Regions from separate parts of the Homo sapiens genome. Here region 2 is linked to region 1. A link is a contact called in ENCODE Hi-C or POLR2A ChIA-PET data. All regions are on one chromosome and are shown on one strand. Each heading gives the region's core, a stretch centred on a gene start or an enhancer-like site at or near the end of the contact. The rest is flanking DNA. Distances are from core to core; before and after follow the strand shown. Region 1 holds the start of TNFRSF9 (TNF receptor superfamily member 9). Region 2 has its middle 41 kb from the start of LINC01714.

Region 1 (5,322 bases), core at 2,749-5,248:
ACAAGTGTAAACAGTGAATATCCCACGGAAGAGATTCCCTCTAAGATGCGCCCTGGAAGGGCGGAAGAATATTTTATAGGAAGCTTATTTTGAGGGCTTTCTCTTTCTAAATGTCTCCTTTATCCTGTTTAGAATTGTTGGGCCTTCATGCTATTTAGCCTCAAAGTATTTAGCTGCTTGAGATATTCAAGATTAGACCTATAGTCAATCAAAATGAAATAAAATCTATTTCTTGGTTTATTTATTTATTTATTTTTTTTTTATTTTATTTATTTATTTATTTTTTTGAGATGGAGTCTCGCCCTGTCGCCCAGGCTGGAGTGCAGTGGCACGATCTGGGCTCACTGCAAGCTCCGTGTCCCGGGTTCACGCCATTCTCCTGCCTCAGCCTCCAGAGTAGCTGGGACTACAGGCACCTGCCACAACGCCTTGCTAATTTTTTTTTGTATTTTTAGTAGAGATGGGGTTTCACCATGTTAGCCAGGATGGTCTCGATCTCCTGACCTTGTGATCCTCCCACCTCAGCCTCCCAAAGTGCTGGGATTATAGGCATGAGCCACTGCACCCGGCCTATTTCTTGGTTTAGAATGAGATGCTTAGGATGTGATGAAACAGATTATTAATACTGCTTAGGATGGATGAAACATATTATTAATATTATTAATACTGCTAAAGTGTTGCTGTCTTGTCGGGGTCATCTCTGATTTAGTTTGAGATGGTTTTATGGAATAGAAAAAGCTTTTGTTGCATTTGAAAGATTACAGGGCTACAATGGATAAAGCAATATGATACATGTTATAAAGCAAATGAAAATTATACCAAAAGAGTATTACACCTTTGGCTAGCTTAGATAGTATGTATATCTGGTTAACTATATAATTTGACTTAGCTTACTACGATGATTTTATACCACACAAAAATGCATGCAGTAACATGAATTCTTTTTTTTTTTTTTTTTGAGACAGTCTAGTTTTGTTGCTCAGGCTGGAGTGCACAGGTGCAAACATGGCTGACTGCAACCTCGACCTCCCAGGCTCAAGCAATCCTCCCATCCCAGCCTCCCAAGTAGTTAGAACCACAGGCACATGCCACCACACCCAGCTAATTTTTGTATTTTTTGTAGAGACAGGGTCTGGGCATCTTGTCCAGGTCATCTTGAACTCTTGGGCTCAAGCGATCCTCCTGCCTCAGCCTCCCTAAGTGCTGAGATTACAGGTGTGAGCCACTGTTCCCAGCCATGAATTTTTTAAACGCCTGAGTAAAGTTGAGCATAGCCTTCAGTAGCAGAATTCTGAAGTGGTTGACTTTGTTTAACTGTGGGCTGGCAAAACTAATGTTGAGACTCTTTTAGCTCAGTAAAGACTCTTATGTTACTGGCATAAAAGCCTGAAATAGTGAGCTAATTACTGTGCTGGGAAACTAAATATGTCACTTTCAGAGGAAGTAATGTCTCTGCCTACAGAATGTCCAAAACGTAGACTAGTGAGTAGCATTTAGTTAAATGAAATATGGCCCAGTTAAATGTCACACTGCAATGTTAAACAGAGTACCACATGTAAACAAGGAGATTACTTGGTTAGATGGTGACTTTCAAAGTGTTAGGAGGGGATCAGCAGTCCGATTTTTATGGTGTGACACTCTCACATTCAGCCAATTTCTGCCAAAGTGGGGCAAGGAGGGATCCCACAGATGTCACAGGTAAGATAACTCTCAGATGACCGTCAGTATTTGGGAACACATTTTGCAGGCAGCTCATGCGTTTTTCTCCTTTTCTGTCATGACTTGCCCTGTGGTGGCTCTACTGATGGTCAGTGTGGGAGGCAGGGAAGGAACATTTCAAACCAGTAAGTCTGATCATAGCAATTCCTACTTTCTTGAGAACTATGTGCCAAGCATTGAGCTAAGTATTTCATGCTCATCGTCTCATTTAATCCTCACTCACGAGGAAGATGTATGGTGTCACTGCACCTGTAAGATGTGCTTGCAAAAACAGAGTTAGGGAGGTTGAGAAATTTGCTCAAGATTACACAACTGAGGCAGGAGAATGGGGAACATGAGGCGTGAGAGAGCAAAGGGAATAAAAATCACTGGGAACCGGTAACCCCCCTCACCCCCGAGAGTGGCCAGGGAGAGAGAGGCTGCCTGAGGGAAGGAAGCTCGGCAGGACCCGCTGCAGACCCAGGGCCAAGGGAAGTCCCGCGGGAGGAAACGCGGGCGCGGTGGGGCTGGCTCCAGGCACGCGGGCCAAGGGCGGGAGGGTCGGACACGAAGCCACAAGGCTCCTTTCCTTCCTCCTCCTTCCCGTCTGCCTTCTTCTGCTTCTGCGGCCTGATCTCCGAGTCCCTCTGCCTGCAGGCGGCGGCAGAACGTCCGCATCTGTCCGCATCTCAGCGCTGTCCCCCAACCGAGTCGCGCCGCGTTTTCCTCTTCTGTCGGGAGAGCTCGTGCTGGGAACCGCGGGGCAGGAGGACGGCCCAAGCTACTCTCGATGTCCTTCCCCAGCCCACGCCTGCCCCAGCCACAGTTCCCCTGGTTTTCCTGAGGTTCTCCAGCTGCTCAATGATGGGCAGGTTCATCTACAGCCTGGAGCAGCCGCCTCCTCCTCCTCCTCCTCCTCCTCCTCCTCCTCCAGAAACACCCCTTTTTCCTTCTCCTCATTCTTCCTTCTCATTCTTTCTCCTCCTCACTCTTCCTTCTCCTCATTCTTCCGTCTCATTCTTTCTCCTCCTCATTCTTCCTTCTCCTCTTCCTCTTCCCCTTCTCTTTCTGTTCTTTTCTTCTTCCTCCTCCTCCTCCTTTTCTCTTTATTTTTCTCCTCCTCCTCCTCTTCTCCCTCTTCTTTCTCCTTATACTCCTCCTCTCCTCTTACTGTACTTTTTTTTCCTTCTGCTTTCTCTGCCCTCCTCTTCCTCTTCTTCTTCTTCTTCTTCTTTTTTTTTTTTTTTTTGTGGCTGGAGTGCAGTGGCGCAATCTCGGCTCACTGCAACCTCTACTTCCCAGGTTCAAGCGATTCTCCTGCCTCAGCCTCAGTAGCTGGGATTAAAGGGGTCCACCGCCACCATTCCCTGCTAATTTTTGTAATTTTAGTAGAGACAGGTTTTTGCCATGTTGGACAGTCTAGTGTCAAACTCCTGACCTCAGATGATCCATCCACCTCGGCCTCCCAAGTGTTGGGATTACAGGCATGAGTCACCGCGCCTGGTCTCTTTCTCCTTTTTTTTTTTTTAAAGAAAAATTGAAATCATGGTTTTCTAAAAATCCCTCCTAGCTCTCAGCTTCACCGAACCACGTCCTGGTCATTGACTTGCCGTGTGACTGCTGTGCTTCCCCTGTTTCCATTTCCCTCCATTTCTCCCTCCTTCCTCCCTCTGTCACCCATGCCCGGAGGAGCACGATAAGGGACCAGGCCGACCTGGGTTCCAACCCTGCCTGCTCCCTGTCCTGTTGACGCTCTAATTCCACTTGCAGCCCCACTTTCCTCATTTGCATAGTGTTCTCCCAGTAACAACAGCAGTCATACCAAGTTCTAGGGTTCTTTCGAGGATAGTGTGTATTCACCGCAGTGCATCTCTGATGCCTGGCACATCGGCTGTGCTCAAGTAATGGCAGCTATTGCATTACAGTGACTATGGAGTTAGGGGACCGCATATGGCAAAATGCTGATCACTGTTTTGAATTTGGTTTCATTCCTCTAATCTCAAATCCAGTGTTTTAAGGACATGCTAAATGCTTTGTCCTGGAGAGCTATCTTAAGGGACAAAATCGTTTTCCCAGCGTCATCTGTGACACATCCTGACAGTAGAGAGCTGCTTCCAAGAAGCAATTTGAAGTGCCATTATCAGGCAGGGACGGGGGCTCTAGGGGATTTCGGGGTCAGCAGATATGAAATGAATGATTTCATAGGGCTGTCACAGAGCTGTGGTGGGAATTTCCCATGAGACCCCGCCCCTGGCTGAGTCACCGCACTCCTGTGTTTGACCTGAAGTCCTCTCGAGCTGCAGAAGCCTGAAGACCAAGGAGTGGAAAGTTCTCCGGCAGCCCTGAGATCTCAAGGTCTGTCCATCTGGGGGAGTGGGTGGGGGCACTGAGAAGGGGTGAGATTGGAACTTTTGCTCCCTTTGCCCATTTCTAGACTTTTTCTCCTAATATGTAATAACTTCTCTTCAATAGCCCTTTAAATAAACATCAATAACTTAGCCTGAAGAGTTTTTCACTCCTTAGTTTTGTTACCATACAAACTTCACATCTCAAAACATGTCTCTGTTTAAGAAAATGTGTTAGTGAGTTGAACAGGGAGGTCTTTCCACATGTTAGTAGTTAGGTGTTCAGCTAAAGGGGGAAGAGTGATTATGTGATAGCTTCTTCTTGAACTGAATTGTCTGATGCCCCTGACAGATTCTCTTTGTAAGGAGTTTATTTCAGGGGCAATAAGTAATTGGCATTATTGCTGGTTGGTACTGCAAAGTACCTATGAAAGTCCCCAAAAGTTCTTGCTATTGTTATTTCTGCATTTTGGCAGAACATGATGGAAAATGCACCCTCAAACTTTGGCAAACCGGCACAAAGCTGTGTGTTTAATCACGCCTGCCTTGTCCTAGTGGTTTCTATGAATCTGCTACTTTTCCGTAATATTGCATCATTAATTGTTCCTGAAAAACCCTGAGTTATCCTCTTATAGAATTGTATAAGTAATGATTGCAATATAGATAATTTTGAAAGGAGAAACCACCTTTCCTTGGAAATGTTTATCTTTTGCAGAGTGACATTTGTGAGACCAGCTAATTTGATTAAAATTCTCTTGGAATCAGCTTTGCTAGTATCATACCTGTGCCAGATTTCATCATGGGAAACAGCTGTTACAACATAGTAGCCACTCTGTTGCTGGTCCTCAACTTTGAGAGGACAAGATCATTGCAGGATCCTTGTAGTAACTGCCCAGCTGGTGAGTACCCAGTTATCATGTGCATTTGATCTGCTCTGTTGGAAGTATGGTTCAGTTAGTCTAGTAGTCAGGGCTAACGAGCTCCCTTTTAAGGAAAGGAAAATGAAAATTCATTCATTTACAAATGTTTATTGGATGCTACAACCTAGCTGTGTGAACACAGCAAAGTCATTCAACCTCTTGTGCCTTGACTTTCTCATCTGGGGATAATAAGAGAACCTGTTTTATAGGATGGCTGGGAGGATCAAATGAAGGGCTTAGAACAGTGCATGGCACAAGGCAAGACTTCAATAAATGTTAGTTTTGTGTGTAGGGCTTTGTGCTCCGACTGGGGGCATAGCAGCGAGTAAGCGCGTAGTAAAGGGCTTAACAGAGTGGGG
Region 2 (5,198 bases), core at 1,806-4,305, 230 kb before region 1:
CTCGGGACAAACTGTGTACACGGCCTGGTCCATAAAACCCCCTGAGCTCCCTGCTGTTTACCTGTCCTGTCTCCCCAGGAGGCTAATGGGAGGCGAGCTGGTCTCTGTCCTGGAGCTGCCCCTGCCCTGGCCATGCCCTGGCCGCATTTCTGGATCAATGGCCACTGACCAGAGGCCTGACTGTGCCACTGACCTACACGTTGGTGCCACTTCCCTGAGGGGCTCATATGTGGACGTTTCATGGAAGGGATAGCCCCTCCACTTTTTTGATGAAGTTGAATTTAAACAGGATGAAACTTTGGCCCTTGTCACTTTTTTTTTTTTTTTTAATGTTTTTAATTAAATTGCCTGGGTCACTGACACCCTGGAGAGACTAGGAAATGCAGCGTTGCAGTTTGTTAATGATACACCATCTGTTTGTTCGCACTGTGTGGTCACGTGATCTTTGCTCTGCAGAACATCCTGTCTCACTGGCCTAAACCAGTTTACGGCTGAAATGCTTAGGATGAATGCCAGAAAATCTCTCTCTTTTTCTTTGTCTCTCTCTCTCTTCCCTCTCCTTTTTCCCTCCCTCTCCCTTTCTTTCCCTTACCCATTTTAAGATCGGCTATTAACCCCAAACTTGTTGGCAGAATTTGTATTAACTATTTATGACACTTCATCACCCGGTTCCATTGCAGTATTGTAGCCTGACTTCTGAGCCAGTAAGGTGGCCATAGCTCAGACAAATGGGGGAAATTTCAGGGTCGGGGTGGGGAAAGCCCATGACAGCTGGCCTTTGAGGGCAGCATCACCCAGCCACAGCTCAAGGGGAAGCGTGGACCCCCCAGGGCAGTGGAGGGTGAAACCAGGGAGCCCCTTCTGACCCATCACCAATGGTCTCATTGTGACTCATTTTCTTTACCCCTACAATTCATGATCATTGACTCATCTCACATGATAATTAGATTAAATCCATGAAGAGTGCTGCATCCTAGGTATTTTGTTGTTGCTGTTGTTGCGGCCCAGGCTGGAGTGCAGTGGCGCGATCTTGGCTAGCTGCAAACTTCACCTCCCAGGTTCAAGTGATGCTCCTGCCCTAGCCTCCTGAGTAGCTAGTATTACAGACACCTGCTACCATGTCCAGCTAATTTTTGTATTTTTAGTAGAGGTGGGGTTTTACCATGTTGGCCAGGCTGGTGTCAAACTCTTGACCTCAAGTGATCCCCCTGCCTCGGCCTCCCAAAGTGCTGGGATTACAGGCATGAGCCACCATGCCCGGCCCATCCTAGGTTTTTCTTGTTTTTTATTTTTTTGAGACGGAGTTTTACTCTTATTGGCCGGGCTGGAGTGCAGTGGTGTGATCTTGGCTCACTGCAACCTCTGCCTCCCAGGTTCAAGTGATTCTCCCCACTCAGCCTCCCAAATAGCTGGGATTACAGGCATGTGCCACCACACCCGGCTCATTTTTGTTTTTGTTTTTGTTTGAGATGGAGTCTCACTCTGTTGCCCAGGGTGGAGTACAGTGGGGCCATCTCGGCTCACTGCAACCTCCGCCTCCCAGATTGAAGCAATTCTCCTGCCTCAGCCTCCCAAGTAGCTGGGATTACAGGCGTGCACCACCATATCCAGCTAATTTTTAGTAGAGACGGGGTTTCACCATGTTGGTCAGGCTGGTCTCAAACTCCTGAGCTCTTGATCCGCCCGCCTTGGCCTCCCAAAGTGCTGGGATTACAGGCGTGAGCCACTGTGCCCGGTATAATTTTTGTATTTTTAGTAGAGACAGGGTTTCTCCACGTTGGTCAGGCTGGTCTTGAGCTCCTGACCTCGTGATCTGCCTGCCTCGGCCTCCCAAAATGCTGGGATTACAGGCATGAGCCACTGCGCCCAGCCCATCCTAGGTATTTTTAAGAGCTGTAAGTTTTATTCGTTTTCAAGAAAACTGGGCCTCAAAAGGAAAAATAACAGAGGCCCAGATGCTGACCCTCTGGTGGAAAATGCCATGGCTCGTTGAACCCCTTTCTCACAATGGAAACTGGAATCCATGTGGCAGAAGATGGATGGCTGCGAAAGATGATTTAGACAATGTTCAGGAGTCCAGCAGCTCCAAGGTATTGCAGTGCCCACAGACACTCACGGTGTAGCTTGACTCTGCTACACCTCAGTCATGTCCTCAGTCATTCCTTCATGAATAAGGTGACCAGTCACCACAGGAAGGGCATGTCCTGTGAGTGGCCTTCTGAAGGGACAGGATGTGACTGGAGCCACAGAGGAGGTTGTGGTTGGGGTACAAGGAGATGGCTCAGCCACCAAGCTGGGGATGCTCACACACGCAGGGTCTCAGCATGGCAGGCAGGGGCTGCTGTCAACAGGGTCCCCATCTGCATGCAGCCCCGGTCTCTTCCAATGACTAGAAGCTCCCAGGGCTGTCCTGTTCTTCCCTTCTGTCAGATTTCACTTTCTGGTTGTAATTTGGGAAGGGCTTGTCCACACATTATCTGATTCTGTCTTTTTTTTTTTTTAGACAGAGTCTCGCTGTGTCACCCAGGCTGGAGTGCAGTGGTACCATCGGGGTTCACTGCAGCCTCCACCTCCCAGGTTCAAGTGATTCTCCCGCCTCAGCCTCCTGAGTATCTGGGACTACAGGTGTCTGCCACCACGCCCAGCTAATTTTTGTATTTTTAGTAGAGACGAGCTTTCACCATGTTGGCCAGGCTGGTCTCAAACGCCTGGCCTCAGGCAATCCACCCACCTCGGCCTCCCAAAGTGCTGAGATTACAGGCGTGAGCCACCACTCACATCCGATTTCATCACTTACTTGAGACCCTGATAAAGTTTAAGGTGTGTGTGTGTGTGTGTGTGTGTGTGTGTGTGTGTGTGCTTACAACAGTAGAGACTTTTTTTTTTTTTTTAGGGGAACTGGCCCATATGGATGACTCATCTCTAGGTGTTTCACACTCTAAGCTTATGAAATGCTTCTCCAATCAGCTAAGAACCAATGGCCCAGAACTTTATCAACTTCTGATAGGAGTTTGCAGCCCACAAAACCCAGCTCAGCACACTCCCTGCAGAGAAAACATCTGCACCTGGGCTTCTTGGCCCAGAAAAAGGTGATGTAGCCACTTCAGAGTAAAGTGTAGCCATTGTTCCTCCTCCCCCTCTGTCATCGTCAGGATGGACCGCCTGCTGGGGGCCCTTACTGGGATATTGTTTCTCTGATTTATCTTTTAGCTTCAAGTAAAATAGCAATAAGCGATGCTAATCACAAGCATTTTCCTGAAATTCAGTCCATGCCTTAATGCTGAAACCACGCTGGTAAATTAACTCGCACTGGCACTAAAATGATTCATGTCATTACTTCTAAAGAGTGAGACAATGAAAGTTACCAAAAACAGTGTGATCTCCAGCAATAAAGGGATGTGGGGTGCTTTTTTATTTTATATATATAAATAATGATTTAAATAGAGATGGGGTTTCACCATTTTCCCAGGCTTGTCTCAAACTCCTGGACTCAAGTAATCCACCCTCCTCAGTCTCCCAGAGTGTTGGGATTACAGTCATAAGCCACAACGCCCAGGCGTGGAGTGCTTTTCAATCTCTAGTCCAGCTTCATGGGTGAGCACTTGGACGTGCATAAGATAGACAGGGTGACACCGTCACCCCCTTCTCAAAGGTGGCTCTTTGGACAAGAACATAATTCCCTCTGAGAAGCCTTGGCCATTGCTACACTGGAGTCCTGCCAAAAACACACCAGCTGTCTTTTTCCTTTTCTCTCACTTGGGCACCAGAATTGGATCATCGTGTGATCCAAAAAGAGCAGGGATATGTTACTGCTGGATTCACTTCAAAGAAACATAAGACACAGAGCGAGAAATCCAGATTCACCCAAGAACTATAATAAAATGCTCAATAATGGAATATCTCCCTGGAGAGGGAGATTGAGTAATGGTTACTCTTGAAGCAGTTTTACCCCTGGAAGAAAAGCTGAGTGGGATCGTGGTCTTTGCAAGTAACCATCTCAGTTGAAGTCTTCCAGGGGGTGGCAGGTACCTGACTCTAATTGTTTCTGGCCCCCACCCTTCCTCCACCCTGTGCCTACCCCGTCCCCTCATCCTCAGGTCCTGGGTCAGCCCCACCCCCTGCAGCAGCCACTCCAGATCCTGTGCTGAGTGAACTCCCATAGAACTGTCGGTTAGACAAGCTAGATCAGGCATGGGCCCACACAACCTTCAAGCTCTACACGGTCTGTCCAGTATGATCCAGAAGGTTCTCATGGGCAGAGTCATCCAGGCAGAGGGAGGCTCTATCTGTCATACACTCCTACAGCCACTGCAGCATGGGGAAGAAACAGGACAAAACGCACGCTGGCTCTTAGAGCTTTGTATTCGTCTGTTCTCATGCTGCTATTAACAAAATGCCCGAGACTGGGTAATTTATAGAGGACAGAGGTTTAATTGACTCACAGTTCCACATGGCTGGGGAGGCCTCAGGAAACTTACAATCATGGTGGAAGCTGAAGGGGAAGCAGGCAACTTCTCCACAAGGTGGCAGGAGGGAGAAAAGCGTGGGGGGCGGGGGAGGGGAACTGCCATCATAAAACCATCAGATCTCGTGAGAACTCCCTCACTACCATGAGAACAGCATGGGGGACACAGCCCCCACGATCCAATCACCTCCCACCAGGTCCCTCCCCTGACACCTGGGGATTACGATTCGAGATGAGATTTGGGTGGGGATACAGAGCCAAATCATAGCAAGCTTCCACCCAAGTGACAGACGTCACTTGCACTCAGATTGCATTGGTCAAAGTAAGTCAAATGGCCACCCCAACCATAAAGGGGATGGGGGAGTACGATTCTATGAAAACTTAGAAAGAGAAGAGCCCCAGCTGGGCACAGTGGCTCATGCCTGTAATCCCCAGCAGGCTTTGAGAGGCCGAGGCAGGAGGATCACTCGAGGGGAGGAGTTCAAGACCAGCCTGGGCAACAAAGCGAGACCTCGTCTCTACAAAATAAAAAAATTAGCTGGGAGGCCGAGGCAGGCAGATCACATGGTCAGGAGATCGAGACCATCCTGGCTAACATGGTGAAACCCCGTCTCTACTAAAAATAAAAAAAATTAGCCAGGGGTGGTGGCACATGCCTGTAGTCCCAGCTACTCGGGAGGCTGAGGCAGGAGAATCGCTAGAACCCGGGAGGTGGAGGTTGCAGTGAGCCGAG

The links. A loop is a pair of places that touch in the nucleus more often than their neighbours do. ChIA-PET counts read pairs that join two places held with the same protein, here RNA polymerase II (POLR2A). Pooled maps may share reads with other maps.
Region 2: a pooled map shows a loop between it and region 1 (2.5-fold over the local background). The contact joins the enhancer-like site here to the promoter of TNFRSF9 in region 1. A Hi-C loop is called at or near these places in 6 of 50 pooled maps. POLR2A ChIA-PET finds 5 or more read pairs at or near these places in 2 of 52 experiments (H1 and OCI-LY7).

The regions. Positions count from the first base shown.
Region 1 is chr1:7,939,515-7,944,836 of GRCh38, reverse strand. TNFRSF9 (TNF receptor superfamily member 9) reads left to right here and starts at 3,998. Exons shown (of 8, transcript NM_001561.6): 1 at 3,998-4,053; 2 at 4,759-4,942. The coding sequence starts at 4,843. RefSeq lists a silencer at 2,155-2,294.
Region 2 is chr1:8,165,173-8,170,370 of GRCh38, reverse strand. No RefSeq gene overlaps it. Among named protein-coding and RNA genes, the nearest start is that of LINC01714, 41 kb to the left of the region's middle. RefSeq lists enhancers at 2,749-3,422, 4,368-4,662. Within about 2 kb of position 3,055, at least 4 of the 41 ENCODE cell types and tissues checked have a DNase peak (open chromatin) inside an H3K27ac peak, as active enhancers do.